2 separate regions of the Homo sapiens genome follow, and region 1 is linked to region 2. A link is an interaction called in ENCODE POLR2A ChIA-PET data of the cell type or tissue named here. Cell type or tissue: Panc1. All regions are shown on one strand. Each heading gives the region's core, and the rest is flanking DNA. Links, peaks and the distances in the headings are about the cores only.

The links. Peaks named below come from ENCODE experiments on the same cell type or tissue, not always from the same donor. Only the 100,000 strongest peaks of a DNase experiment are listed, where the experiment ranks them.
Region 1: POLR2A ChIA-PET joins it to region 2 with 11 read pairs; 8 of 35 experiments call an interaction of 5 or more read pairs at or near these places.

Annotation. Positions count from the first base shown.
Region 1 is chr18:3,638,293-3,654,632 of GRCh38, reverse strand. The region is part of intron 7 of DLGAP1 (DLG associated protein 1); the gene reads left to right. It overlaps DLGAP1-AS6 (DLGAP1 antisense RNA 6), which reads right to left and starts at 1,603. Exons shown (of 3, transcript NR_188002.1): 1 at 1,422-1,603. RefSeq lists enhancers at 1,510-1,804, 850-2,049. In Panc1, for the core only: no CTCF peak of the experiment used is centred there; no DNase peak of the experiment used is centred there; H3K27ac peaks cover 7,819 bases.
Region 2 is chr18:3,563,298-3,579,637 of GRCh38, reverse strand. DLGAP1 (DLG associated protein 1) reads left to right here. Exons shown (of 13, transcript NM_004746.4): 9 at 12,057-12,148. LOC124904373 (small nucleolar RNA U13) reads left to right here and starts at 6,595; the gene lies at 6,595-6,698. It also overlaps the pseudogene RN7SL39P. RefSeq lists enhancers at 2,670-3,169, 3,170-3,671. In Panc1, for the core only: no CTCF peak of the experiment used is centred there; no DNase peak of the experiment used is centred there; H3K27ac peaks cover 4,104 bases.

The DNA.
Region 1 (16,340 bases), core at 3,249-11,248, 77 kb before region 2:
CAGTAGCAATTTGAGCACTGAGTTTCAGTTAATTATCTGTTGAATTACAGATAACAGTTGGTTCACTCTGGGCCGTTTTGATGTTTTATCAAGGAATGGCTTTGAAGTCATAGTTTTACATTGCCTGCTTGGTTTGAGTGCAGTATTCCACTTGCCAACAAAAGGATACAGTGACAAAATACAATTTTCATTTTAAAAGTCAGAAAGTCAAGAGAGCATTAAGTAATTTTAAAACTATTGTTTTGCTAGAGGTTATTAGTGGGTGTCATGGCTGGTCTACACCCCCAGGACAGGGTTTTGTTTTCTCCAGAAAGATGAGAGTTTGAGGGAAAACAAAGGCAGGAAGCAGAGTGACTGCTTGGGGCTAGTCCGGCAGCCTCTGGCCACCTTCCTCATCACTCAGCCTCCTCTGAGTCCCTGGGGCTCACAGGAAGTTCTCTGGAGTGGCTGCGGATACCAGAAGTCAGGCCCACTGCGACTGTTGCTTGAGCATCTTTTTGGGCAGCTTATTGTCTGAGGCTCGGGAGCATGCTGTGTTGTAACCGTGTTAGAATATATGTGTGCAGGGGCAATTTGGGAGTGCGGTTGTTGGGCTGGGGGGACGTGTGTTCCATGCATGCATTCTCAGTGCATCTGAAACGTGGAACTCTTACAAGCATGCTCAGTGGCACGTGTGTCGGACACTATCTCTTGATGAGAAATCAAACCTCAGATGGTCGGCCTTGCCACTGCTTAGCTAATTACCGTACTTGCAACTTTCCATCTGCAGAATGAATTCAAGGCAGCTTCGTGCAGCTTTTCATGTCAAAGAGTGTGCACATCAGTGGAAGAAATCCACTGTCAGAAATGAAACCGCTTTCCTTTTTTAAAAAAAAGAGACTCTGCTCTATATTATCCTAGAGCTCTGAAACTAGTATTAATATTTTAGGTAGATTCTCTTATTCTTTTCAAGGAAAAATAATTGTCAAAGTCCTAAGAGAAAAACAAACCAAGATTCCATTTGCCACTCCCTACCAAGTGTCTATGGCAGGCAGTTTTGTTTCTTCTTTTCTGGAGCAGGGGTGCCCTCTTCCGCACTGTGCAGCTTCATAGCAGCTTTTTAAATCAGCAAAAAGAAAAACCCATTTTGTGTCTCATGAATGCTAAGGTTAAAGGTGGAATGTCCTTTGAATTTAAACAGAAACACTCATCAATGCTTTGATTATTTTGCAATGAGGAAAAATAAGTGAATAGGGAAAAAGTTCAGTTTGAAAGAAATAATTGCAAAGTCTTATCGATAACACTGATGAATTCTCACCTCTGATTTTAGATTGATAATCCCAAACTCCGAGAAAATTGGGGTCAGAGAGAAACATCTAGACAGCAATTTGACGGAAGGGGGAAACAGTCGCACCAATGGCAGGGAAGGAAAAACCACTCACAGCAAGAATTCCACAAGAGTCTTCTAAATATTTCTCTGAATAAGGTCTTTTCTCTTGAAACTGGAGCAGGGAGATAGATGTTAGGTCTACATATTTTCACCAGTAGGGCCAAAACATTGGCCTTATCAAGGAGAAGTGGGAACACAGGTCATGGAAGAGCTGAGTCACCCCTGAGTCAGAATGACTCTGATATTCTATAGGCAGCTATTTATTTCCAGGGAAGGAGGGGCCACCCGAGCTGGAAACTCTTGGTCCAACCGAAGTGGTGTATTCAGACATGGGGAGTGGGAGTGTTCCAGCAGGCACAGGCCTGGAGGGACAAGATGAGCCAGCCGTGGTGGCAGGCTGATGCAAGTCTTTGCCAGTGATAAGCAGCATGTGTTCTGTGTTGAGACTTGTCTGCAAGGCGATTTGTTTATACCTCATAGGTGAGAATCTAAAACACCAAAAGGACATCACATTCTTTTGAAAGCCCGTATGAAAAAAATGAAGGTTGTCTTCTTTGGAAAAGTTCCACATTTCTAAATATAGGAACAGATGAGCCTCTCTGAAGAAATCAAATAAATGAGGGCTGGGTGCGGTGGTTCACACCTGTAATCCCAGCACTCTGGGAGGGCGAGGCAGGAAAATAGCTTGAGGCCAGGTATTCAAAGTTCAAGACGGCCGTGAGCCACAGAGCGAGTCCCCCTCATCTCTACAAAAAATATTTTGTAAAAGTTAGCTGGTTGTGGTGGCATACACCTGTAGTCCTAGCTACTTGGGAGTCTGAAGTGGCAGGACCAGTTGAGCTCAAGAGTTTGAGGCTACAGTGAGCTATGACTGCGCCACTGCACTCCAGCCTGGTCAACAGAGCGAGACCCTGTCTCTAAAATAAAAACTTTTTAAGGAAATTCTGTTGTTCATAGTATGACAAGCCAGGTGTCCAAAAACACCCCAAAGGGATTTAATGTATTAAAAATATTCCTAATGTATTGATGTCATTCCCTCTGTAGGTGAACTCTGCCTTTGTCATTGTGTCTTTCTTTCTTTTCTTTTTTTTTTTTTTTTTGATACAGAGTCTCGCTCTGTCGCCCAGGCTGGAGTGCAGTGTTGTGATCTCGGCTCACAGCAACCTCCACCTCCCAGGTTCAAGCAATTCTCGTGCCTCAGCCCCCTGAGTAGCTGGAACTACAGGCGCGCGCCACCACGCCCGGCTAACTTTTGCTTTTTGTTTTTTGTTGTTGTTGTTGTTGTTGTTGTGTTTGAGACAGTCTTGCTCTGTCTCCCAGGCTGGAGCGCAGTGGCGTGATCTCGGCTCGCTGCAACCTCCGCCTCCTGGGCTCAAGTGATTCTCCTGCCTCAGCCTCCCGAGTAGCTGGGATTACAGGTGCCCGCCACCACGCCCGGCTATTTTGTATTTATAGTAGAGACAGGGTTTCACCATGTTAGCCAGGCTGGTCTCGAACTCCTGACCTCAAGAGATCCACCCACCTCGGCCTCCCAAAGTGCTGGGATTACAGGCGTGAGCCACTGCACTCGGCCTCCCAAAGTGCTGGGATTACAGGCGTGAACCACTGCACCCGGCTTAATTTTTGTATTTTTAGTGGAGACGGGGGTTCGCCTTGTTGGCCAGGCTGGTCTCAAACTCCTGGCCTCAAGTGATCTGACCGCCTTGGCCTCCCAAAGTGCTGGAATTACAGGCATGAGCCACCTTGCCCAGCTGAATCTTTCTATTTTTAGAGCAAAGCCATGTGCTCAGCGTGTCAAGGTAGACTGTGGTAAATCCTTTAATAAACAGATGCTGATGGATTTACCACCAGTAGTAAACTGAGAATGAAGTTTCAACTTTTTGTTTGTTTGTTTGTTTTTGTTTTTTAGGCAGAGTCTTGCTCTATCGCCAGGCTAGAGTGCAGCGGCACATTGTCGGCTCCCTGCAACCTCCACCTCCTGGGTTCAAGCGATTCTCCTGCCTCAGCCTCCCAAGTAGCCGGGATTACAGGCGCCTGCCACCATGCCCAGCTAATTTTTGTATTTTTAGTAGAGAGGGGGTTTCACCATGTTGGCCAGGATGGTCTCGATCTCCTGACCTCATGATCCGCCCACCTCAGCCTCCCAAAGTGCTGGGATTCCAGGCGTGAGCCACCGTGCCCAGCCAACTTTGTTTTTTTGAGACAGAGTCTGGCTCTGTCGCCAGGCTGGAGTGCAGTGGTGTGATCTCGGCTCACTGCAACATCCAACTCCCTGGTTCAAGCAATTGTCCTGCCTCAGCCTCCCGAATAGCTGGGATTCCAGGCACGCATGACCACACCCAGCTAATTTTTGTATTTTAATAGAGACAGGGTTTCACCATGTTGGCCAGGATGGTCTCCAACTCCTGACCTCATGATCCGCCCACCTTGGCCTCCCAAAGTGCTGGGATTACAGGCGTGAGCAGCCATGCCTGGCCAGTTTCAACATTTTTACTACCGGAAATCAAAATGTTAGTCAGATAACTGACAGAGATAGGATAGAGCTATCTCCCAGAAGGAGTTCCTTCCTTCCTTCCACCAGCGTGGTAGGTGGCAGTGTGTCAGGAATACTAAATGGAATATTATAGAAACTGAGAACAAAACTCAAGAAACTTGTTTCTGCAAAGAAACCCAGACATCCTGTTTATAAAAATGACGTGGAGGCTGGAGCACCACACTAAACAAACGAATGTTCTCTTCTCAGATGTATCTTTACTTGTCATTATACTTTTGGCTAAACGTTTCTTTTTTCTTTCTTTCTTTTGTAGAGACAGGGTCTCTCTATGTTGCCCAGGGTAGTGTTGAACTGCTGGCCTCAAGCTGTCCTCCTGCCTTAGCCTCTGCATCCAGCCAAAATATTCCTATGAAATATAAATGTTTCAACCAGGCACGGTGACTCACAACTGTAATCCCAGCACTTTGGGAGGCTGAAGCAGGAGCATCACTTGAGGTCAGGAGTTCAAGATCAGCATGGCCAACATGGTGAAACTCTGTCTCTACTAAAAATACAAAAAATTAGCCAGGCATGATGGCAGGTGCCTGTAGTCCCAGCTACTCAGGAGGATGAGCGGGAGAATCGCTTGAATCCAGGAGGTGGAGGTTGCGGTGAGCCGAGATTGTGCAACTGCATTCCAGCCTGGGTGACAGAGCAAGATCCTGTTTCCAAAAAAAATAAAAAAACAAAAAACAGTAATGTCTCTGGGAGCATTGAGAGTTTCCCAAATAGCTTCCTAAGACGAGGACCCTCCTGAAATGGCAGAGGTGGAGCCACGTGACCCAGAAACTGGAAGATGTGTGGAAAGAAATTTCCAAGGGTTAGCCATTTGTCATCTTGTGATTACCCTCACCTCAGATAAAGTTGACCTCAAATGACCAACCATTGACCTCATCTCAGAGCTCTCTCACATTTATCTTTTTACTTTTTTTTTTAAGTTTATCTTTTCCCCTCTTTGTTTCCCTCTCCCTCCTCCTCTTTTCCAACTGCCCTTTTCTATTTCTGCACAGTGTAGAAGAAAGTTTAAGGGGGACCCTAGGCAACAGAAAGCCAACCAGTGGCTGGAAGGGTCTGGCAAGGAGCCGCTATTTGCCTCAGTGTCCTAGCCAATAAAATAAAGACTTCTCTTGGGGCAGTTGCAGAGACTAAACTAGATGCTAGAGAGAAAGCCTTAACACAGTGTACGGAAGGCAGTAGGTGCTCTCCTTCCCGCTTTCCTCTTTCCAGTGTCTAATGATCATTTCTACTAGAATCATGGTGTAGCACACTGCTGAGAGTTTCATTTTCGGCAAAGCCACAAACAGAGCCAGTTTATAAATCCTTGCTTCTCCCCTTTGAGAGTCCTTAGAGGGAAGCGACTCCTCGTGTTGGATAGAGCTCTCTGATCACCTTTCTGGGACCTGTGGCATCTGCCAGGGGCAAGTCACAGCCCCAGTTTGGAGTGTTCGATTCAGATGAGATTGTCCCCCAGTCTGTTTTTTGAGTCCTGGAAGGTGGGGAGGAGAGGAAAGGTTTTCAGGCAACAAACAAGTGCTGACTGAAGACTGATTTCATCAATATTAATTGTGTTTTATTACAAAAGAGTTTATACTGGCACAGTGTTCCTGAGCAAGCCATTTGTCACCACTCATCAACGATATGAAAGTTTTTGAATAAGGAGAACCAAAGTAAATACAACCACAGCTATCCAGAGAGGAACTTTTCATAAATCTTTGAACTGTATAGCCAAAAACTAATCAAATCTGTGCTGAATAAGCGGCCTTGAGCACTTAACAACAAATTAGCATAACCCAGAAGACAGTGTGCATCCCAAGCACCATAACCTACCCTTCACCCTCCTCCCTGGGGCAGGAAGTAGGCATTTACAAATCAAAGGCAAGCTGCAAACGATAATCTGCCACTTGTCACTGATTTATTTTCCCTCTTTTCTTTTTGTTTTTCAAGAGTATAAGTTTCAATGTCTGTGTATTTGTTTTTGTTATTTTGGCAGTCTAGTGAAAGTTTTCAATGTAAACAAAACTCTTACTCTTAAAGAACAAGCAACTCTATTACATTGCATAAGAAGGCAGTTCTTAAAGACAATGGTCTAATTAGCAGTCTTTGAAGCCAATTCAATAGTAATATCAAAGCCACTTCTAGTATTTCAAGCCCGAATTTAGAAAATGGCCTTGATATTTTCAGTCTAAAACTATAGTCTGACCTTACTATTAATTTTGGAACACACCATAATGTAGACAACTGCTGAAATCACTTGATGTTATGAACCCGGAAATCACACCCTCTTAAACGATACATCACACCCATTAAAATTAACTGTAAAATCCATTTTGTATTGATTTTGTTTGAATTTGGTATTCAACTAAGATGCTTTACATGCGTAAATATTGCCACAGCTGTATATACAACGGTTTTGTTGAATCCATTGATGCTTTAAGTTGAAAGAGCATACGTTATGGGTTTTGTTTGGTTTCACTGAGAAGAAGGCCAAAGGATTTTTCTAGCAATGTTTCAACAAAATGCAAAATTAGATGCCAGTCCAGAAGCCTTAAGGATGTGAAATGTTTTGAAAATACAGATTTTCAGCTATTTCCTAGCTTTAACCGACATGTGTGCTTAAGTGAAGGCAGAAGGAAACCTGGTACACTTCTGCTGAGTACAGTGTTTCTTAAACATGCACCTGTTAAGAGATAGAGAAGCAAATTTAATTTCCTTTTTAGCCTTCTATATCCCATTGTTGATTTTATACATGCCCTCCTTAAATATGAACTCCTAAAATTGTGTTTGGAACACATATTGGAAGAAAGTATAGAACAGTATATAGGACAGTCCTAGGTTCAAACTTCGTAGCCATAACTTCCTGGCTGTGTTGTAATCTGGAGCAAGTTACTCCGTCTGTACCACACTTTCCTCATCTGTAAAATGGGGTAATGCTACTTAGCACTCCAGTTGATTAAGAAGCTTAAATAGACCGGGCGTGGTGGCTCACACCTGTAATCCCAGCACTTTGAGAGGCCAAGGAGGGCCATCACCTGAGGTCAGGAGTTTGAGACCAGCCTGGTCAACATGGTGAAACCCCATCTCTACTAAAAATACAAAAATTAGCCAGGCGTGGTGGCACACACCTGTAGTCCCAGGTACTCGGGAGGCTAAGGCAGGAGAATCGCTTGAACCCCAGAAGCGGAGGTTGCAGTGAGCCAAGATCGTGCCATTACACTTCAGCCTGGGTGACAGAGCAAGTCTCGGTTTAAAAAAAAAAAAAAGGAGCTTAAATAAAATCAGATAATGTTGAAGTACCTAGTAAACTGTTTAGCATGTAGGCATTCAATATATTTTAGATATTTATTTATAGTTTTGTTATCGTTTTTGTTTTTATGGGCTCAAAAATTAAATTATAAAAAATTCATATGCTGCTACTTTTGCTTGATGTTATTATATATATAGACATGTATATTTTTATTTATTTATTTATTTATTTTGAGATGGATTTTCACTCTTGTTGCCCAGGCTGGAGTGCAATGGCACAATCTCAGCTCACTCCAACCTGCGCCTCCCAGGTTCAAGCGATTCTCCTGACTCAGCCTCCCTAGTAGCTGGGATTACCGCCATAAGCCACCATACCTATGCCTGGCTAATTTTTTGTATTTAGTAGAAACAGGGTTTCACCGTGTTGGTCAGGCTGGTCTGGAACTCCTGACCTCAGATGATCCACCCACCTCAGCCTCTCAAAGTGCTGAGATTACAGGCGTGAGCCACCGCACCCGGTGATGTTACAATAGATATATTTTATTTATTTATTTATTTATTTTGAGATGGAGTCTCGCCCTGTTGCCCAGGCTGAAGTGCAGTAGTTCGATCTTGGCTCACTGCAAGCTCCGCCTCCCGGGTTCAAGCCATTCTCCTGCTTCAGCCTCCCGAGTAGCTGGGACTACAGGCGCCCACCACCACGCCCGGCTAATTTTTTGTATTTTTTAGTAGAGACGAGGTTTCACCGTGTTAGCCAGGATGGTCTCAATCTCCTGACCTCGTGATCTGCCCGCCTCGGCCTCCCACAGTGCTGGGATTACAGGCATGAGCCACCGTGCCCGGCTGTTACAATATTTTTTAAAGAGCAATGATCATGTGTCTAAATAACATGAATTTGTTTTTTACTAAATTAAATATTATTTTATTACATGTAATCTAATGGCAATCTAACTAATGAGCTTGATGCAATCAAAACCACTCAAGAAAAATGATTAGAATTCTCTACACAACTGTTTCCTTTTCTTTATCTGATTATGGTTTTGGTTTAAGTATGGAGGGTTTTATTTGTTTTCTTTTCCTATCTTTTTCTTTTTCTTTTTTTGGAAACAGGATCTTGCCCAGGCTAGAGCGCAGTGATACAATCTCAGCTCACTGTAGCCTTGACCTCCTGGGCTTAAGTGATCCTCCATCTCAGCCTCCCGAGTAGCTGGGATCACAGGTGTGTGCCATCACGCTCGGCTAACTTTTTATTTTTGTAGAGATGAGGTCTCATTATATTGCCCAGGCTGGTCTCAAACTCCTGGGTTCAAGCTATCTTCCAGCCTTAGCCTCCTAAACTGCTGGGATTACAGGCATGAGCCACCACACCTGGCCTCCTTTTTTAAAAATATTGTTTTGGAGTAGCATTAGTTGAGTGAATACTCATCACATTAAAAATAAGACGTTTGAAAACTACCACCGTCAAATGATTTAGGGCATACCAGTCTCATATAGAGTATTTGTAAGGCACGATGATGTAAAGGATTCAGGCTGCTGAGGTCTGTGGCAGGAAGCACAGAAAGACTGTTTCCAAACATGACATATTATACTCTATTGCTTCATGCTTATTAATCTGTTTATGACAAAACTCATGAATAAAGTTAATAAATGCCCTTACTACTATTTCATGCCCTATCCCAGGCCATGGGGACAGAAAGATGGAAAGATGAGCCAGACATGGTTCTTCTATCTAGAGAAGGCAGCATACGTGTGAACAGGCCATTATGACTTAATATAATGAATGCAATGGCAGGAATATATAAAAGGAATTATGTGAACATAGAAGTCAGCCTAGGAACTCTGCCTGGGTAGATCAGAAGGATGCCCCAGTGCACATGTCTAGGTTTTGCAAGCTATGCAGAGGCAAACAGGAAGGGGAGGGCTCATTGAGGGAGACCTAAGCCTGCACACAGACAGAAGGATGAAAAACGCCTAGCCCTCCAGGAGTCAGATGTGACTGCAGCTCCATGCCCACAAGGGAAAACATCCAGGCATGAAGTTGGGAATGCTGGTTGGAAATACATTTTCAAAGTTCCTACAGGCAATACATAGCCAGAAAAGGATGTTATTTATTTATTTATTTTCATTTTCTGTATTAAAAAAATATATATATATTCACATAGCTCAACAATTGAAATATGGCAGCCTGGACCACATGTGAAACCCTGTCTCTACAAGAAATACAAAAATTAGCCAGGTGTGGTGGTATGCACCTGTAGTCCCAGCTACTCGGGAGGCTCAGGTGATCCTCTCACCTGGGAAGTCGAGGCTGCAGTGAGCTGTGATTCCTCCACTGCACTCCAGCCTGGGCTATAGAGTGAGACCCTGTCTCAAAAAAGAAAAACAAAAAAATTAAAATACGAGGGAAAAATGCATTGACTCAATACACAGTTCCCATTCCCCTTAACAGGTAACCTACCATGACCAATTTTCTTTTTTCTACATAGATGTATGCTTTTTGCATATTTAAACATTATGAGTATGTGTTTTCCCCTTTTTTACCCAAAGGATAGTACACTATGTACACTATTGTACAGCTTGCTTTTTTCACTTAACAATATGTCTTAGTAATATTTCCATATTTCCATAGAGAACTTTCTAGTTATGTTTTGCAGCTACATAGTATTCTACTATATGGATATATTACAATTTACATAACCAGTTTCTTCTTTGCCACACATTTAATTAGTCCCAATATTTAGCTTTCTCATACAGTGCTTTAATAAATAAATAATAGGCTGGCCGCAGTGGCTCACGCCTGTAATCCCAGCACTTTGGGAGGCCGAGGCGGGTGGATCATCTGAGGTCAGGAGTTCGAGACCAGCCTGGCCGACATGGTGCAACCTCATCTCTACTAAATATATAAAAAAATTAGCCGGGAATGGTGGTGAGCGCCTGTAATCCCAGCTATTCAGGAGGCTGAGGCAGGAGAATCACTTGAACCCGGGAGGCGGAGGTTGCAGTGAGCCAAGATCGCGCCATTACACTCCAGCCTGGGCAACAAGAGCAAAACTCCATCTCAATAAATAAATAAATAAATAAATAAAATAAAATAGTATTGTAAACATATAATTTTGTCCTAATATGTCTTCAGGATAAATCCCTGAAGTGGAGTTACGAGGTCAAAGATTGTATTAATGAGGTTACGTTTTGCTACAATAACAAACAACTCTCAAATCTGTCAATAAACATACCAAAAATATTCCAACCCCTAGTACATGTCCTGTGATGTTCGTTTTGCAGGAGATTCCTGCTCCACACAGTCTCTCAGAGACCCAGGCTTGGGTCTTGTGCCTGCACCATCTGGAACCCACAGCCTTCACAGTCATTGCCGCAGGGGAGAGACAACCTTGAACCAAAAGTGACAAACATTATTTCCACTTATATTTTATTGGCTAGAACTAGTCACATGGCCCTGCCAAACTTCAGGAAGGCCAAGAAGTACAGTTTTTGTGTGTGTTTCTGGTAGGAGAAGAGAGTACAATATGGGTGAGCACTAATTATATCTATCAGAAAGCATGCATGCTTTTTTCATTGGCAAAAGTCTGCCAAATTACCCTCCGTAGGCTTTCCCAGTGGACACCACTAGGAGTGCCACCAGCACTGTTGAAAGCGCCTGTTTCTCCACAGTTTCATCAACGTACTCTTTCATCAAACTTTTGGGTTTTCCATTTGTAATACTCTTATTATGAGCAATGTTGAACCTATATTTGAGTCATTTGTATTTCCTTTTCAATGAACTGTCATGTCATATCCTTCAGCATTTTTTTTTTTTTTTTTTTTTTTGAGATGGAGTCTCGCTCTGTCACCCAGGCTGGAGTGCAGTGGCGCGATCTCAGCTCACTGCAACCTCTGCCTCCCGGGTTCACGCCATTCTCCTGCCTCAGCCTCCCAAGTAGCTGGAACTACAGGCGCCTGCCACCACGCCCGGCTAATTTTTTGTATTTTTAGTAGAGACGAGGTTTCACCGTGTTAGCCAGGATGGTCTCGATCTCCTGACCTCGTGATCCGCCCGTCTCTGCCTCCCAAAGTGCTAGGATTATAGGCGTGAGCCACTGCACCTGGCCTCCTTCAGCATTTTTTAGATGACTGTTAGTCTTTTTCTTACTGAGTTGTTGGAGTTATATATTAGAGAGAATACCCCTTTGGTTTTGATTTACTTTTTCTTTCTCTCTTTCTTTCTTTCCTTTCTTCTTTCTTCTTTCTTTCTTTTTCTTTCATCTGTCCTCCCGTTTCTACGTATACAAAAGGTGGCATATTATACACTCTCTTTGCTTTTCAAAATTCTGTAGTATATTCTGGAAATCATTCATTTTATTAAAATCTTCTTCCTTCTTTGCTAGGGTTGCATGGTAGTCTATTGGGTGATTGTACCATAATTCACTCACACAATCTTCTATGGATGTGCAGTTTATTTCCAATATTTTGCTATAGCAAATAATGCCACAATGAATAACTTGAGTCTAGTTGTTTCATATGTGGGGAGGCATATCTTCAGATAAACTCCTAGAGGTTGAATTGTTGGGTGAAAGTGTCGAAGAGTAGCTGGTTTGACTAGACATTGCCATATCCCCCTCCCAAGGGGCTGTACCTTTTGTACTCCCACCAGCAGTATATTAAAATGCTTAGCTCTGGGGTGTGCTTTTTAAGTTCTGGACAAAGAATGTATCTTATCAAGAAGATATGAAGGCTTATGATACAAAGAGCTAACATTTGTTGAGCACTTTATAATACGTTCATAATTATAGTAAGCAAAGGCAAGGCGTATGTTATCTCATTAATACTTCACAGTAACTCAGTAGCCACTCTTATTATCCCTTGATTTGTAGAGGAGAAAACCAAAAAAGGCATGGAAAAGGTACTAGCTTAAGGTCATAAAGTTTCAAATGCAGGACTGAGTGAGTAATAATTGAATCCTTGAAGTCATCCACAGTAATACCCTCCTTTTCAGTATACCTATCTCCAGATAGGGCTAAAAGCAGTTTAAACTATCTGAGGGAGATGGTGCATAGTGAAATCTCACATTTACATATGCCAGGTAAGCATCCCAAATTCAAACATCTGAAATCGAAAATGCTCCAAAATCTGAAACTTTTTGAGCACTGAAATGATGCCCAAAGGAAGTATTCACTGGATCATTTTGGATTTTGGATTTTCAGATTTGGGATGCTCAACGAGTAAGAATAATGCAAAGATTCCAATCCAATTCAAAAAGATCTGAAATCCAAAACAGTCTGGTCTCAAGCATTTTGGATAAGGGATAGTCAACCTGCAGTACCAATGCTTCCAGGCACAATCTAATGAGATGGGGTGAGGGAGTAGCGGAGGAGTGTTTGTGGATAATGACAATGGACTTCAGGTAAATGAACATAATTTAGCACGTGTGTCCACAGTGACAGGCACTGGTCTATGAAACACTGTTTAAGAAGGGGACCCAGGTGTTAGTGGAGACAGATCCCTGAAGACAGAACAGAAGCAGCACTGTCCCACAGAGACCGGTTAGAGATTTAGCGTCCAAAGGCATTTAACTAAATTTTTATTAGTTTTCATGTTGCAGTTTTCTGTTCATGGTTTAGAGCCAGTGACTCTTTTTTCAAGACTCAAACATTTGTATCCTCTTGAAAGGCTCATAAGCCTAGGCCCAGCATCTATAGTACATATGAGACAACCACCTGTTCTATGCCCTTACAGGACTGCTATGTGGCTAAGTGAGATGATGAGGTGAAAGGACTTTCAAACTGTAGAGTGAAATATAAGTATTTGTTATGAATTTATTACAGAAAAACCAATCTACTATTGTTGCCATAGAGGACAGTATTATATACTGTGTGTGTCTGTGTGTGTGTGTGTGTGTGTGTGTGTATATATATATGTGTACATTGTCTTATGTTCTTTTTTTTTTTTTTTTTTTGAGACGGAGTTTTGCTCCTGCTGCCCAGGCTGGAGTGCAATGGTGCCATCTCAGCTCACCGCAACCTCCTCCTCCCGGGTTCAAGCGATTCTCCTGCCTCAGCCTCCCGAGTAGCTGGGATTACAGGTGCCCGCCACCACACCCAGCTAATTTTTGTATTTTTAGTAGAGACGGGATTTCCTCATGTTGGTCAGGCTCCCAGCCTCAGGTGATCCGCCTGCCTTGGCCTCCCAAATTTCTGGGATTACAGGCATGAGCCAGTGCGCCCGGCCTCTTGTCTTATTTTCAATGGAATGACTGCCCTGAGAATCCTTCATAATATACATTAATTAATAATTATGTATTAATATATGATATATAATACTAGTTATATGTAATTAAGTAATAAATGTTCATACACACATATAGTATTACATATAATACATTGTCTTACTTGTATGGAATACTAGTGTACTCTTGTTTGCTGTGCCTCATGAAGAAAATGTTTTGTACAGTGTAGTTGTTAAGAATTTAGTTCTAGATTCTGACTGCTTGGTTTGAATCCTGGCCTTCCTGCTTAGTAGCCATATGACTGTGGGCAAATAAACTGACTTCTCTGTGCCTCTCTTTCCTCATTAAAAATTTGAATGACAATAATAGTAAGGATTAAATTGTATAATACATAATAAGGTCTTAGGACAATGTATGGCACATTGTGTGCACTCAATAAATGGTGATAGTACTTGTAATAGTAACAGTAGTCATATTGGCGGAGAAAGGAGATTGAGAATGATTCTGGACATAAGCAGACATAAGGTTTGCTGTAAAGCACAGGAAACTGCCGGGTTGCTCCGCTTTTGGCATTGGTCATCACGTCTTTGGCCCTCAGCTAGGAAACATCTTTCATTTGCAAGCATGGTATAGGAAGAGCACAGGATCAGATTAGATGACCCCAGGGTCCTGAGTGCAGCAGTGGGACACTGGGGAACCACCCCTGGGGCCTGACCTGCCGGTGTCTCCACGTGCTTGGTTTCTCCTCAGTTTGGGAGCTTTGTTGGTTTCCATCACTTGTTCAACCAAGAATTCATTTCCGACCTGAGCTGAGAGCGCCCGCTGTCTGTCTCGCTGTGTAGCAGGTCCTGACTTTCCTGGTTGCTTTGAAGTGCTTTCGAAGATGGTATACTATTATTGCATGTTGGAAACAATTCTGGCTTTGCTCCTAAGAGTGTGCCATTCTCTGTTGCTTGGGCTATAGATCAAGGACTTCAGCACGTAGTCTGGAGTGAGAAGAGAACAGGACAACATAGTACTTAGCCCACAGCAGTCCTTAAGTAGGACTTTTATGTCAAGTTACCCCTGTATTTATTTATATCTATTTTTTAAATAAATATTTATTAAGCATCTATCACAGGGAAGACACTACTATCCTACGAGCTGTGAGGGATACGGAAAAAAAATAATGTACCCTATCTCACTAGGCTAATTAATTTAAAAGGCAACTCTGGGGCCGGGTGCCGTGGCTCACGCCTGTAATCCCAGCACTTTGGGAGGCCGAGGCAGGCGGATTACGAGGTCAGGAGATCGAGACCATCCTGGCTAACACGGTGAAACCCTGTCTCTACTAAAAATACAAAAAATTAGCCGGGTGTGGTGGCGGGCGCCTGTAGTCCCAGCTGCTCCGAAGGCTGAGGCAGGAGAATGGCGTGAACCCAGGAGGCGGAGCTTGCAGTGAGCCGAGATCGCGCCACTGCACTCCAGCCTGGGCGACAGAGCAAGACTCTGTCTCAAAAAAAAAAAAAAAAAGGCAACTCTGCAGGTAGCAGGAGAACAATTATGTCCAATGGTGTATTATGTTCACCAGACTGTTACTTCATCATCATCTGCATCAGAGATTTCAGAGGCTTTTTGCCTGAGTCACTGATATGCCAAGCTGGCCCTTCAGAAACCTCATCTGTAATCAGATTTTAAGCCAATGGGCTGTGATTCCTTTTAAGCCAATGGGCTGTGATTCCCATACAAAATTCTAGCCCCGTGACCGCCAATGCCCTGTGCTATCTCCACAAAGCATCAGTTCGTGCTCTTCCTGTGCTTCTGTGCAGGCTCCTCTGGACGCTGCTAATAGCACCCAGGTCATGGTTCACAGCTTTGGGGATTTTTCTTTTCTTTTCTTTTCTTTTCTTTTCTTTTCTTTTCTTTTCTCTTTTTGAGATGGAGTCTCGCTGTTGCCCAGGCTGGAGTGCAGTGGCATGATTTTGACTCACTGAAACCTCCATCTCCAGGGTTCAAGCCATTCTCCAGCCTCAGCCTCCCGAGTAGCTGGGACTACAGGCACCCACCACCACGCCTGGCTAACTTTTGTATTTTTAGTACAGACGGGGTTTCACCATGTTGGCCAGGCTGGTCTCAAACTCCTGACCTCAAATGATCCACCTGCCTTGGCCTCCCAAAGTGCTGGGATTACAGGCGTGAGCCACTGTGCCTGGCCAGATTTTTCCTTTCAAAACCGACGAGGGTAAAAAGCTATCTTAGGAAACTGAAGGCACAGTGTAGCATTAGTTTTGGAGTTCTTGTGGATTTATCACTAAGTGTGGTTAGATAAAGTAGATGAAAGGAAATGAGATTTATACAACGATTGCAACCTTATCTAATATCCACTTTGATGCCATAAGCCAATGTGACCATTTTAGGATCTTATTGGACTTTGTTATAATCAGACTCATTTAGGGTTGTTCTCTTGATAATGTAGGAATCAAATACTAATGGTATCAAGTACTGATGATATTGAATGTTTGCCTGATGTTAAAAACAGAAAGCACATAATGCCTCAAGAATTTGATATTATTCTTAAAATTTTCACACTTTTAAAAATGTAAGATTAACAGAATAGTCACTGTGATCTTTATAAAGTATAAATATCTCATTAAGATGTCATCCAAGGCAGTAAGATATACATTAATGTGACTGAGGGAAGAAAAACAAAATATAAAATCACAAGATGGGGGGAGAAAAGACAGCCATGTTGGCTCACACCTGTAATCCCAACAGTTTGGGAGGCTGAGGTGGGAGGATCACTTGAGGCCAGGAGTTCAAGAACAGACTGGGCAATATCATAAGACCCTATCTTTACAAAACAACTTTTAAAAACTAGCCAGGCATGGCGGTACAAGTCCATAGTCCTAGACACTCAGGAGGCTGAGGCAGGAGGATCACTTGAGCTCAGGAGGTCAAGGCTACAGTGAGCTATGATTGCACCACTGCACTCCAGC
Region 2 (16,340 bases), core at 5,277-13,276:
CCTCTCTCTCCATTTTTGTTGTGCTATATCAGTCTGCGGGTACCCTTTGAATAATAACTTCTCAATTTGCTGTTGAATAAATCCATCCACATTGAACCCACTCTAAGGCTAATTTAAAAGCCAGGCGTGGCCAGGCACAGTAGCTCATGCCTGTAATCCCAGCACTTTGGGAGGCCAAGGCGGGTGGGTCACCTGAGGTCGGGAGTTCGAGACTAGCCTGACCAACATGGAGAAACTCCATCTTTACTAAAAATACAAAATTAGCTGGGGGTGGTGGCGCATGCCTGTGATCCCAGCTACTTGGGAGACTGAGGCAGGAGAATCCCTTGAACCCGATAGACGGAGGTTGCGGTGAGCCGAGATCATGCCATTGCACACAAGTCGGGGCAACAAGAGCAAAATTCCATCTCAAAAAGAAAGACCGTTTTAACTATTTTTACACCTACAGTTCAGTGGCACTAAGGACATTCACATTGTTGTGTGACCATCACTATACTGTGTGTGTTTAGTGGTGATGATGCACCCACCAAACTATAACCTCCACAGGAAGCTAGATTTTTTAAAACAGTTTCAGAATAATAATAATAATTATTATTTTCACCCAGTAGGATGGAACTAGACTTAAATCCACGTATACCATTGGGGAGAAAAGTTTTTACTTGAGACATTATCTCATGTCTTAAATAGTTGGATATTTTAGTGAATAAAAAAATTGTTCTTATTCTTCCTCTAATCATTGTACACTGCTATGTAAATTATAGCAAAGTACTGAGTACTTTATGTGACTCTCATTTGACTCATCCAACCACCTTATGGCGTAGGTGTTAGGATCATCTCTGCCCTACAGATGAGAGCACAGAGAGGTTGGAAAACTTGCCCAAGGTCACCTGCTTTTTGTTGACAGAGCCAAGATTGTACCTAGTGTCTAACATGATCACATTATACTACTTCTTTGATGGAGAATAATAAGAAAAAAAAAAAATGGCCGGGTGCGGTGGCTCAGGCCTGTAATCTCAGCACTTTGGGAGGCTGAGGTGGGCAGATCACGAGGTCAAGAGATCGACACCATCCTGGCCAACATGGTGAAACCCCATCTCTACTAAAAATACAAAAATTAGCTGGGTGTGGTGGCACACGCCTGTAGTCCCAGCTGCTTGGGAGGCTGAGGCAGGAGAATCACTTGAACCCAGGAGGCAGAGGTTGCAGTGAGCCAAGGTTGTACCACTGCACTCCAGCCTGGCGACAGAGTAAGACTCCATCTCAAAAAAAAAAAAAAATTAAAGACGCAAACTATTCATTGAATTTCGTTATACAGAAATCAAATTTAAATGCAAGTTCCCAAAATATGTCACACTAGAATCTTAGACTTCCTTCCATGCTTTCTCTCTTAGGGCCAGAGTTTCCAATCCTTTACCAAAACTTTACATTTAATTCATACCCAATAGCTAATACTACAACTACTTACTTTATAACCTCTGTGAACTTAGATCAATTACTTAATATTTCTGTATCTCAGATTCTTCATCTGGAAAATGAGAATAATAATAGTCCTTATTTCATATGGTACATTTTGGGTATGGTAAAAATTAATTGATAAAATATATGTAAGGCCGTAAGCACAGTGCCAGGCATAAGTGTTCAACAATTATTAGATTTAGTTGTTATGATTAATATTGTCCTTTAAAATTATAATTAGCTAAATATGCTGAACTAAATATGCCATGGACTTTCTCAATTATTATTTTTTTGGACAGAGATCTCATATCCTGCAACTTCTTTTACAATTTTGAAAGCCACTTTATAAATTTAAGTAGATTACCCTAGATACAATACATAAAAGATGCCATTTGCCAATATTTGGAGCTAAGAGTAAAAAATCACAGATAAATTTATATACAATGACTAAAGCTTAGAAGATGCTAATACTTGATGCAAATGAGCTGGCAGTTCTAGGACCAGTGGGGATGAGGCTTGGACCAGGCAGAGAACAATATCCTCCATTCTTGTTCTGATGAACCCTCCTTCTTTTCTGTCTCCTCTTTTTCATGCATTGAGGATCGTGCTTCTTCAGGGAAATAACTACCATGCGTCTTCTGAACAAATTTCATTGGATAGTTTTATACCACCGCATAGTAGAAGACACAACATCCTACTTTGGCTGACATCCTAAGCGTTTTTAATTTACAAAAGTGTAGTCATATGGAATTGGTTAAAATCTCATCCAGGAAATCACAGACCAGGCTCACTTCTTAAACAGAGACAGTTTAATACACAAAATTGGTTACACAGGTATGGGAAGACTGAGAGAGCAATAAAAGGAACAAGAAGGAAAAGGTGGGGTTACCAGAAGTTTAGGAGCTCAGAAGAAAGGCCTGGGGTAGCCCGTGCTCAGACTGTGAGGTGGCAGGGTCACGTGGTGCTGGGACTTCAGAGTGGTGCAGAGCAGCTGGTGCATGGGCTGTTGAAAGGAGCTGAAGGGCCAGGCACGGTGGCGCACCCCTGTAATCCCTGCACTTTGGGAGGCCGAGGTGGGTGGATCACCTGAGGTGAGGAGTTTGAGACCAACCTGACCAACATGGTGAAACCCCATCTCTACTAAATAAAAAAATTAGCTGGGTGTGGTGGTGCATGCCTGTAATCTCACCTACTTAGGAGGCTGAGGCAGAAGAATCACTTGAACCTGGGAGACGGAGGTTGCAGTGAGCCGAGATTGTGCCATTGCACTCCAGCCTGGGCAACAAGAGTGAAACGCCGTCTCAAGAAAAAAAAAAAGGCCGGGCGTAGTGGCTCACGCCTGTAATCCCAGCACTTTGGGAGGCCAAGGTGGGCGGATCACCTGAGGTTGGGAGTTCGAGATCAGCCTGACCAACATGGAGAAACGCCATCTCTACTAAAAATACAAAAAATTAGCCGGGCATGGTGGTGCATGCCTGTAATTCCAGCTACTCGGGAGGCTGAGGCAGGAGAATCGTTTGAACCTGGGAGGCGAAGGTTGCAGTGAGCCAAGATCGCGCCATTGCACTCCAGCCTGGGCAACAAGAGCGAAGCTCCATCTCAAAAAAAAAAAAAAAGGAGCTGGAGCTGGCTGCGCTGGCTCATGCCTATAATCCCAGCACTTTGGGAGGTCAAGGCAGGCGGATCACAAGGTCAGGAGTTCAATACCAGCCTGGCCAAGATGGTGAAACCCAGTCTCTACTAAAAATACAAAAAAATTAGTTGGGCATGGTGGTGGGCACCTGTAATATCAAGTACTCGGGAGGCTGAGACAGAGAATTGATTGAACCCTGCAGGCGGAGGTTGCAGTGAGCCGAGATCGCGCCACTGCACTCCAGCCTGGGCGACAGAGCAAGACTCCGTCTCAAAAAAAAAAAAAAAGGAGTTGGAGGGTGGAGCCATAGCTACCTTCACATGCAAGAGTGATGCCAGAAGAAGGTGGAAACAGGAAGGAAGTTTCTTCTCTTCTTCCACCTTCCTTTGTTAGAACACAGCTGGAAACCAGCTGACAAGGAGGCCTAGGAAATGTAGTTTGGGAGTCCTGGCCGCAGTGTCGAAGAGCAGCTAAATGTAGAAGATGGGCTCGAGGCTGCTAGACAGTAAGCAAATCACCAAAACAAAGCTCTTTGTCTGATATAATAAATAAATGTGCTGTTTCCTTCAATCAGCATGTGTGTTAAAAGACCTAAAATGGACATGATCCGTGTGCAGTCTTGATTCCTATGTTCTTATGGGAGCACCTTGTGGCACTCTGCTTCTAGAATATTTAAAGATATAAATTTCTGTATAATATGGCACCAAAACAAGTCAAGTACTTTATCTGGTGTTTTTCTTGATACCCTAGTGCTGGGGGTGATGGGGGCATTGTGGGGACTGGCTGCTCTGGATTTAGAGCAAAGTTGTATGTCTAAACTAAAAGTCATAGGCACCTTTAGGATAAATTTTTTTTGTTTTCTTATAATTACAAAGTGAGTAATTCATGTATACAGGATTATTATAAAGAGTTCGTACAGTACAGGAGTGTATAGAGCAAAATATGAGATTTCCCCTTCTTTCCCACTCCCACCTCGTATTCCTACTGTACTCCCCAAAGGTGACCCCTGGCAACAGTTGGTTACATTGTCTTTTAGTCTCTCAAGAGTAATTCTGACTACAGATGAGTTTCATGTACTACCTTTAGGCCCTGACCCCTCTACTTCCTGATGGTACATTATGATTTCCATATATTATCATTTAACTCAATTTGCAAAACAGATGAAAAGAACAGCTTAATCTTCACATTATATGAAATGCAATGGCTTTCTCTATTCTTTGAATTAAAAATAAAAGAAAATTTAGTTATTTTAGATCATACTCTTAAGACTTATTTATTTCCTTTAATACCTGTCCAAGTGTACAGATATATATTAATATTTTATGCTTATGTGAAGAAATAAGTCCAACTGCAGATAATGAAACTTGTCTCTGCCAAGTAAAGTACAAACCAAAGGAATGGTTACTATTTGAAAGAAAGCTTTGAAAAATAAAAAGGCCCATGCATGGTGGCTCACGCCTGTAATCCCAGCACTTTGGGAGGCCTAGGTGGGCAGATCACGAGGTCAGGAGATTGAAACCATCCTGGCTAACATGGTGAAACCCCGTCTCTACTAAAGATACAAAAAATTAGCTGGGCGTGGTGGCGGGCGCCTGTAGTCCCAGCTACTCGGGAGGCTGAGGCAGGAGAATGGCGTGAACCCGGGAGGTGGAGCTTGCAGTGAGCCAAGATTGTGCCACTGCACTCCAGCCTGGGCGACAGAGCCAGACTCTGTCTCAAAATAAATAAAATAAAATAAAATAAAATAAAATAAAATAAAATAAAATAAAAAGGCACATTATCTTGGATTCATAATTTATTGACTTAAAATAGTAAAGGAACACTAAGGAGATAGTTTCAAAACATTTAAGCCTTGAAGACTTTATTTTGATGTCCTCGAAGTCAGCATCAGTGTTTATTTGGAAAGAGATTTTTGGAGGGACCTCTCTCCAGTCAAAACTAATGAACCTTACGGAGATCATTTTAATGAATTCCAAAAAGAAGAAATAATCAGTCATGTTTGCCAACCATGATGCATTAAAATTAGAAATTAACGCTAAACAGATAACAAAATCTAACCATTTGAAAATATTAAAACATCTAAATAACATTTGGATTACGGAAGGAATTCAAGATTATTTTGAAATAAATGACAGCAGGAATCCTATAAATCACCACTATGGGCTGTGGCCATAGTTATGACCTAACAAAAATTTCTAGCCCTATGTTCTTTCATAATTAAGGAAGAAATATTACAATATAAAGTAAACACTCAATTTACAAAGCTAGAAAAAGAACAACAGATTCAAAAGAAGGAATTACAAGTAAAGTGGAATTGATAAACCAAAATTGGTTATTTGAAAATACTAAATAAATAGACAAGTCTGATTGAGAGAGGGAAAATAGAAATCAACAATATTAGGAATGAGAATAGTATATGACCTTTCGAAAAACTATAAAAGATTCTTGTGACAGCTTAATGTTGGCAAATTTTAAAGTCAAAATAATACGTACACTCATGTATATTACTAATACCGATGCAAGAGGGAGTATTAAATCTGGGGAAAGAGGTCAGGCTCAGTGGCTCACACTTGTAATCCCAGCACTTTGGGAAGCTAAGGTGGGTAGATGGCTTGAGCCAGGGAATTCAAGACCAGCTTAAGCAACATAACGAGACCTTGTCTCTACAAAAAGTAGAAAAAATTAGTCGTGCGTGCTGGCACATACCTGAGTGCCAGCTACTTGGGAGGCTGAGGTGGGAGGATCACTTGAGACCAGGAGGTCACAGTGGCAGTAAGCCATGATTTTGCCACAGCACTCCAGCTTGGATGACAGAAACCCTCTGTCTAAAAAATAAATAAATAAATAAAATAAAAACCTGGAGGAAGAAATCTTATAACCATAGAATAAAGTGCAAAAAAAGTGAAGAAAAAAAAAACCTTTCACAAATGTTACGGACTTGGATCATTTTAACAGGAAAGGTTTTCTCAACATTCATGAAGCAAATAATTCCTATGTTATTTAAAGCATGTAATATTACAAAAAAGATCAAGACTCTTTTTTCTTTTGAGATGGAGTTTTGCTCTTGTCACCCAGGCTGGAGTGCGGTGGTATGATCTAGGCTCACTGTAACTTCCATCTCCTGGGTTCAAGCAATTATCCTGCCTCAGTCTCCCGAGTAGCTGGGACTACATCCACGCGCTACCACGCCCGGCTAATTTTTGTATTTTTAGTAGAGACGGGGTTTCACCATGTTGGCCAGGCTGGTCTCAAACTCCTGACCTCAGGTGATCTGCCCGTCTCGGCTTCCCAAAGTGCTGGGATTACAGGTGTGAACCACTGCGCCCAGACAAGATTCTTAATATATTTTAATCAAATAAGCATAACTCTAATACCTAAATTTGAAAGAACACAAGAAAAAATAATTATGGAATAACATGCTTACAAAAATACATGTAAAAATTCTTACCAAATTTGAGAATTAATCAAAGTGTATATATATTTTTAAAAATAATATACCTTTACTGATCTTTTTGTGATTCATCAGCATGATGATTGGGTCTTCACACAAAAGTTTAAGATGTGCCTCCCTCACATCTTATTATCGTGTCAGCATATTTCCTGTCTGAAGTAAGAAAAATGAAATAAAAATAATATACTATTACCAAGTAGTGTATGTCACAGAAATCCAAAGTTATTTTAGCCTTTAGGGGGAAAAGTTTGGTATCAGATAGATAGTAAAAACTATTGCATTTGGTAAAAATCAGAAGCCATTCCAAGTATCAACATGATAAAAAGCATTTATAAGAAACCAAACTAAAGGCCGGGTGTAGTGGCTCACACCTGTAATCCCAGTATTTTGGGAGGCTGAAGTGGGTGGATCACTTGAGATCAGGAGTTTGAGACCAGCCTGGCCAGCATGGCAAAATCCCGTCTCTACTAAAAATACAAAAATTAGCCAGGCATGATGGCACATGCCTGTAGTCCCAGCTACTCGGGAGGCTGAGGCAGGAGAATCACTTGAACCTGGGGGGTGGAGGTTGCTTAGTGAGCTTAGATTGCGCCACTGCACTCCAGCCTGGGCAACAGAGTGAGACTCTGTCTCAGAAACAAACAAACAAACAAACAAACAAATAAATAAATAAAAGAAACCAATCTAAACTTCTGCTTAAAGACGAAATGCTAGAGATATTCCAGAGTCAGAAGTCAAGTAAGGATGAATATTTTCTTAGGCTTATTCAGTGTTGTTTGCCTTTACTGGCCAAGACACAAAGCAAGAAATGAACTGTAAATATTTCAAAACAAAGCAAAATTGCTTTTATTCGTAGATAATATACATGTCCACCTTTAAAATTCTAGCGGAAACCGGGAGGCTGAGGCGGGAGAACCGCTTGAATCCCGGAGGGGTAGGTTGCGGTGAGCCGAGATCGCGCCATTGCACTCCAGCCTGGGCAATAAGAGCCAAACTCCGTCTCAAAAGAAAAAAAAAAAAAAAAAAAAACCTAGAAGAAACCACTGAAAATCCATTAGAATTCAGCAACGTGAAAGAATATAATATAAATACAGAGGAATCAATAACTTATCTATATATTATCAATAAACAAAATATAAAGGTACAAAAATAACCCATTCACAGTAGTAACAAAAACTATAAAACAACACAATTGAGCTTCAGAAATAATATGTAACTCCTATTTGAAAACAATATAAAAACTTACCTTACATAAAATATAAGACCTCCAGGCGGCCGGGAACATTGGCTCACGCCTGTAATCCCAGCACTTTGGGAGGCCGAGGCGGGCGGATCACGAGGTCAAGAGATCCAGACCATCCTGGCCAACATGATGAAACCCAGTCTCTACTAAAAAATACAAAAATTAGCCGGGCATGGTGGACGCGCCTGCAGTCACAGCTATTCAGGAGGCTGAGGCAGGAGAATGGCTTGAACCCCCGAGGCGGAGGTTGCAGTGAGCCGAGACTGCGCCACTGCACTCCAGCCTGGGCGACAGAGTGAGAGTCCCAAGACTCCATCTGAAAATAAATAAATAAGTAAATAACCTCCATGCATGGTCATGCACACCTGTGTCTCAACTACTCAGGGGGCTTAGGCAGGAGGATCACATGAGCCCAGGAGTCTTGGGCTGTAGTGCACTATAGTGATGGGGTGTCCACAGTAAGTTCAGCATCAGTATGGTGACCTGCCAGGGGCAGGGGACCATCAGTTTGCCTAAGGAGGGGTGAACTGGCTCAGGTCAGAAAAGGAGCAGGTCAAAATTGCCCTGCTGATCACTAATGGGATCGACTTTGTGAATAGCCACTGTACTGTAGCCTGGGCAACATAGCAAGATCTCATCCAGCAAATAAATAAATAAAATATAATACTGTAATAAATGGAAAATTATTTACTATTCCTACACAGGAATACTACATAGTAAAAAGACAACAATTTCCTGAAAATTAATACAAATATTTAAAGAAATTCCAATAAAAATTCCAATATGATTTTTATCACTTGGTGGAGGCTAACAGGACGAGCTTGACAATTTGATGTTAAAGTTTACTTAGAAGTTAATACTCCAAAATAACCTAGAGATTTTTGTTTTGGTTTGTTCTGTTTTTAAATTACCTTTTTTTTTTTTTTTGAGACACTGTCTTGCTCTGTCACTCAGGCTGGAGTGCAGTGGCATGATCATGGCTCACTGCAGCCTCCACCTCTCAGGCTCAAGCAATCCTCCTTCAGCCTCCTGAGTAGCTGGGAGTACAGGCGCATGCCACTATGCCCAGCTATTTTTTTTCTTATTTTTTGTAGAGACAGGGTCTTGCTATGTTGCCCAGGCTGGTCTTTAACTCTTGGGCTCAAGCGATCCTCTCACCTCGGCCTCCCAAAGTGCTAGGACTACAGGCATGAGCCACCTCACCTAGCCTAATTATACTTTTTGAAAAAGGAACTACAGGAGGAGACTTGCCATAGAAAATATCAAGACTGATTACAAAATTATATTAGGAAAGGCCAGACATGCAACCAGCACTTTGAGAGGCTGAGGCGGGCAGATCAGCTGAGGTTGGGAGGTCGAGACCAGCCTGGCCAATGTAGTGAAATCCCGTCTCTACGAAAAATACAAAAATTAGCCAGGCATGGTGGCACACACCTATAATGCCAGCTACTTGGGAGGCTGAGGCAGGAGAATCACTTGAACCCGGGAGGTGGAGGTTGCACTGAGCCGAGATCATACCACTGCACTCTAACCTGGGCAACAGAGTGAAACTCCATCTCAAAAAAAAAAAAAAATTTAGGAAAAAGGAGAGGGAAGGTCAATAAGCCCAGCAGATCAATAGGCCAGAAACAGGTCTTTATATGTATGTCACTTAATGACAGGGATACACCTGGGAAAATGTGTTATTAGGTGATTTCGTCATTGTGTGAACATCATAGAAGGTACTTACACAAACCTGGGAGGTAGAGCATACTACCCACTTGGGCTATATAGTATGGCCCATTGCTCCTAGGCTATAAACCTGTACAGCATATGACTATGCAGAACACTGTAGGCCATTATAACATAATGTTAAGTATTTGTGTATCTAACCATAGAAAAGGTACAGTAAAAATACAGTACAAAAGATACAGAATGGTACTTCTGCACAGGACAGTTCCATTATAATCTTATGATCACTATTGTATATGTGCTCTATCGTTAACAGAAATGTCACTATGTGTGTCATGACTGTATATGAGAATGCCTATATGAGAATGTATGGGGAAATATATGTGAGTAAAGTTTGGTATCAGATAAAGCTGGCATCTCAAATAAAAAAGGCGAATTAGTTAATAAACGGAGCCAGATCCATTCATAACCCAAGGGAGGTAGTACAGGAGGGTAATAGTAGATCTCTAGGTATGTGTCTTTGACAGAAACATTTCAGGATGGTGGATTTAAGAATTAAATACGAAAAAAAGATAACATGAAAGCATAAAAGAAAATACAAGAAGACTTTTAAAAATATGCTCAGAGAAAAAGCCTTTCCAAACCATAAAAGCTGGATGTGACTACCTAAGACTCTCTCCAATGAAGGGCAAAGTTTAAAAGACACATGATAAACTGAGAGAAAACTTTTGCAGTATATGTAACAGAGAAAGAGTTTAGGTTCATAAAATATAAAGAGATCCTATGATTAAGAAAATAAAAAACAGCCTAATTAGGGAGGAGACTAGTAAAGGATATGAACAGACAACTTACAGATAGAAACATAAGAAGTCAATAAATATTTTTGTCCAGGTGCGGTGGCTCACGCCTGTAATCTCAGCAATTTGGGAGGCCGAGGCACTCAAATCACGAGGTCAGGAGTTCGAGACCAGCCTGACCAACATGGTGAAATCCCATCTCTACTAAAAATACAAAAATTAGCTGGGCATGGTGGCACGCGTCTGTAATTTCAGCTACTCGGGAGGCTGAGGCAGGAGAATTGCTTGAACCCGGGAAGCGGAGGTTGCAGGAGCTGAGATTGCGCCACTGCACTCTAGCCTGGGGGACAGAGTGAGACTCTGTCTCAAAAATAAAATAAAATAAAATAAAATAATCATTTAGGCCAGGCGTGGTGGCTCATGGCTGTAATCCCAGCACTTTGGGAGGCCGAGGCGGGCGGATCACGAGGTCAGGAGATCGAGACCATCCTGGCTAACACAGTGAAACCCCGTCTCTACTAAAAATATAAAAAATTAGCCAGGCGTGGTGGCGGGCACCTGTAGTCCCAGACACTTGGGAAGCTGAGGCAGGAGAATGGTGTGAACCTGGGAGGCGGAGCTTGCGGTGAGCCGAGATCGTGCCACTGCACTCCAGCCTGGGTAACAAAGTGAGACTCCATCTCAAAAACAAACAAACAAACAAAAATTTAAATATATATATTTAGACATATATATAAAGATAGACAAATATACATCAAATAATTGACAATAATTCTTGGGAGACTTTCTCTTTCTACATTATATATTTCTGTATTTTAATTTTATATAACTTACATTGAATTGTCTTTATATTTAGAGACAACATTTCTTAAACACATAGTAGGAAAACGGAATAAACCTAATAATTCTAAAATTTTCTTCAAATTTGGGTTGGAGCTAATCTGTTGCATAGGTTATTAGTTCTATATGGTATATTTTCTATATAGCTGTAATATACACATAGCTATTTAGAAACTATGGAGTGATATTCAAAGTCAATTCTTTATTTAAGGGGAGAAAAATGAAGACACTCTATAGTTTATCTTAATAAGGTTAATATCTAAATCTCCCAATGTCAACAATTATAATTACAATATATAAATTTTCCTCTTTATTTTGTATGTTGTTATCTTCAAATTCAAAACTTCCAGGCCGGGCGTGGTGGCTCACGCCTGTAATCTCAACACTTTGGGAGGCCCAGGCGGGCAGAACACTTGAGATCAGGAGTTTGAGACCAGACTGGCCAACTTGGCAAAAACCTGTCTCCACTAAAAATACAAAAATTAGCCGGACATGGTGGCACACACCTGTAATCTCAGCTATTCGGGAGGCTGAGGCAGGAGAATCCCTTGAACCCGGGAGGCGGAGGTTGTAGTGAGCTGAGATCACACCACAGCACTCCAGCCCGGGCGACAGAGGGAAACTCTATTAGAAAAAAAAAACTTCCAAGAACACATTTCCATGTAGATTCCCTTCTAATATAGTATTTACAGTAAGATACTTAAGTCTAAGTACAGACTTGCAAATCTGTGGAGGAATCATAAACATTTATCAGCTACCTTGAGAGTGGATAAAATTGCATTTTACTAACAGCAACAGAGTCAAAGAGCGTGCAGTGAAGGTAGTGTACACAAATATTGAACAAGGAGGTTATAAATTACAAAACATTCCAGTCATATTAGAGATTTTTCTCATAAAATGTGATGTTTGTTTTTCAAGCAAGATGACTGAAATGGAACAACTCTATTTATTTGATGATTTCTCCAGGTGGATGATGCTGAAGAACCTGACAAAACAGGGGAGAATAAAGCACCCAGTAAGTTCCAGTCCGTGGGAGTGCAAGTAGAAGAAGAGAAGTGGTAAGTCCACATGCACGCATCCTCTTTTGTCTTGATGTTTTGAAGTAAGGTAAAAGCATTTTTCCCCGTGATAAGTCTACAAAATTCAATGATATTTTCCTCTAAGTTTTGGGAGTATTTAAAGGGTGAAGTTGAATCAATATTAGTTGATTCTCTCCTGTACTTTAATACTAGACACCACTCCATTTGAGTTTTGTTTGAATAGTACTGTAAGCATATTACATACATATAAATACTGTGTGCAGTACTCTTGGGTTGCCAAACTATACCTCTGAAAACAAAAAAAATAAGAGACCTTCCCATATGAGACAGTGCACTTTTTATGAGAAGAGAACTTACCTTATTTCTATTTCTATTCCCAACACTTAATAGTGTCTGGTGTTTAGTGTGTGCTCAATGAATGATGAATGAATGAATGATGAATGAATGAATGAATGAATGAATGAAAAAGAAGATATTCCCTGTCATTATCCTGAATCACCAGTCCTTCAGATTACTCTTTACCTACTTTAGAGCCTTAGTATCTATAAATGGGAAATGTAGGATTTCATAAAATTACAGAATTTGGGGTCAATAATTTCATGTTGTAAATGAGAATCTGATGGAGAGAGGCATGTGAATTTCTCAAACTGGGAGTTTCTTGGTGGGTAGAACCATGTTTTATTGCTAGTAGTACCCCCAGCTTCCAGCATTGTGATTTGCACATACTAAATATACAGCAAATGTTGGCTGAATAAAGTAAAACTGGAGTTACGGTGAGAGAAACTACTCTAAATTATAAATCAGTGTATCATCTCAACTTTGCTACTAACTTTCAGTGTGTTAATTAGGAAGAATCATTTGAATGTCACCTATCCATCCTTCCATTATCCATCCATTCAATAAAATCTATGGAATGCCTCCTATAATCAAGGCTACATGTAACGTAAACTGAAAATCTGAAAAGGAGGAATTTATCAGTTTATGGAAATGGTCCTGTTTTAGAACCTCTCACTATTGATTGACACTATACTTTTAAGAGGTGTGTATATATATCATATACATATAGTTAATATATTTATTAATAAATTCTATGTGTGTATATGTAATATATATATATAGTGTGTGTGTGTGTATAATATGGCAAAAACCTCAATTACTTTTGCACCAACCTGATATAATTATGCAATGCTGGAAGCCCAGAAAACTGGTACGATCATTCTGGAAACAAATATGACAAAAGTTAGCAATAGTTACACATCTATCCGTACCAATTGACCCAAAAATCACACTCTTGGGGCTTGAGTTAAATTACTCAATGAAAGGTAAACAATTGTGAAACATTATTTATCATTGTAAAAGAAAAACACTAATTATCAAATAACCAATAATAGCATGCTTTTGTAATTTATAGCACCTCACCAAGGTAAACTATTATACAGCTATTAAATATCATTTATTTAAAAAGGTGGAGAAACATGGGGAAATTCCCATGATACAATGTTAGGTGAAAAACTTTAATATATAATATCCACGCATAGTGTTCATGCAGATGGACAAGGACTGAAATGTAATACGTACAAATGGTAGGTTTAGGAGTGACTTTTTTCTTTTACTCTGAAAAGTTTTAGTAATCATTTTTTTTTGTTTGTTTGTTTTTTGTGTGTGGTTTTTTTGAGACAGAGTCTCACTCTGTCGCCCAGGCTGGGGTGCAGTGGTGCAATTTCGGCTCACTGCAACCTCCGCCTCCTGGGTTCAAGCGGTTCTCCTGACTCAGCCTCCCGAGTGGCTGGGACTACAGGCACGGACCATCACGCCCAGCTAATTTTTGTATTTTTAAGAGAGACGGGGTTTCACCATGTTGGCCAGGATGGTTTCGATCATCTTGACCTTGTGATCCACCCGCCTTGGCTTCCCAAAGTGCTGGGATTACAGGCGTGAGCCACCGCGCTGGGCCGGTAATCATTGCTTTAATGTCCTAGGCATATGTTTCTTTATTAAGTGTTTTAGAAAAATTTTTGAAAGTATACATTTAGTAGACATTAAAGAAAATATATTCCTGGACATGGGCAATGGCTCACGCCTGTAATCCCAGCAGTCTGGGAGGCCGAGGCAGGTGGATCACCTGAGGTAAGGAGTTCAAGACCAGCCTGACCAACATGGTGAAACCCGTCTCTACTAAAAAATTACAAAAATTAGCTGTGCGTGGTGGTGGGTTCCTGTAATCCCAGGAACTCGGGAGGCTGAGGCAGGACAATCCCTTTAACCCAGGAGGCAGAGATTGCAGTGAGCCAAGATGACGCCATTGCGCTCCAGCCTGGGTGGCAGAGCAGACTCTGTCTTAAAAAGAAAAAGAAAATATATTCCTCCATCTCCCACCAGCCCAGCTTGGTGCCTTTTCTCAACGATGTAGTGGTTGACAGCACAGACTCTTGAGCCAGAACACCAAATCCTGGCTGTGCCCCTTACTAACTGAGGGGCCATAAGCAAATTACTACCCATCTTTGTGCCTTAGTTTCCTTATATGTAAAAAGGGGGTTACAAGCAGTTTCCACTATAAGCTAAAAGGAACTCGGAAGTCACCACTCCATCTTAGCAAGTAAAAATCTCAACAAACTAAAAAATCAACATCTCTTTGTATATCTCTTAGAGAAGGGAGGTCACAGGGCACACTGCTTCTCCCAAAATTGGAAAAACAGACAGATACAGAGACTTACAACTTACTGGAGTAGAAACACAAGTAGAAATCTCTGCAGGAACCAGCACAGGGTAAGAAAACGTAAGCAGTAACTGAAGAATTGTTGGAGGCTCAATATTGACAACTCTGAGAGTTAAAAGCTCCAAGGAAACCCAGTCATAGGGAGAGCTCACACTTTTGTGAGTTTTACCTCCAGGAACTCTACCAGGTCCTCAAAGTGAATATCAGAGAAAAAAAATCTCCTTGTGCTTCCAGAAAGGGGAAGGAAAAAATAACTACTTTGAAATATGCCAGCACTTTCTCTTCTTATTCACAGGGCCTGCACGCAGCAGAAACTATTTTACCAGAACCTTTTGCTGGCTGGGGTTTTATCAGAGCCTAGAACCTACCTGGGGGAAGGAAAACACTCAGCTCTAGTTTCCTCTAGCCTTCCACATGGGGGAAGGGACATACCCAACCTCAGCCCCCTTCAGGCACCTTATCCCACGTAAGAGAAAAAAATAAAAACAACTGAGAAACACTGATGAAGTTCACAGACCAGGAGCACAGGCTCACCAAAAGGCTGAGACTAATCATAGAACTGTAGAGCACTTTTCCCTCACACACACCTTACCAGTACATTACTAAATGCCAATTTACCACAGTTCCTTTCACCCAGTACATCATGCCCACTTTTCAAAAAATTACGAGGCATACTAAAAGGTAAAAAACACAGTTTGAAGAGATGGAACAAGCATCAGAACCAGAGTCAAATATGGCAGGAATGTTGGAATTACCGGGCCAAGATTTTTTTCTAATTATGATTAATATGCTAAGGGCTCTAATGAAAGAAGCAGAACATGTAGAGAGATGGAGAATGAAAAAGAGTTCTAAGAGAGATTTAAAAAGAAATGCTGGAGATAAAAAACACTCTAATAGAAACAAAGAATATCTTTGATGGGCTCACTAGTAAACTGGACACTAATGTCTAAACTTGAGGATATAACAATAGAAACTTCCAAAACTGAAAAGCAAAGAGAAAGAAGACTGATAAAAAGCCAGATCAGCTGGGCACGGTGGCTCATGCCTGTAATCCCAGCACTTTGGGAGGCCAAGGTGGGCGGATCACCAGAGCTCAGGAGTTCAAGACCAGCCTGGCCAACATGGAGAAACCCCATCTCTACTAAAAATAAAAAATTAGCCGGGTATGGTGGTGCATGCCTGTAATCCCAGCTACTTGGGAGGATGAGGTAGGAGAATTGCTTGAACTTGGGAGGCGGAGGTTGTGGTGAGCCGAGATCGTGCCACTGCACTCCAGCCTGGGCAACAAGAGCGAAATTCCGTCTCAAAAAAAAAAACCAAAAAAACAAAAAAAAGCCATAACAGATTATCTGAGAACAGTGAGACAGCTACAACAGGTGTAACTTTACATGAGAGAGGAATACAAGAAGGAGAGGATGGAGAAAGGAACAGAAGCAATATTAGAAGCAATAATAACAGAATTCCCCCAAATTAATGTCAGACACCTCAGATTCA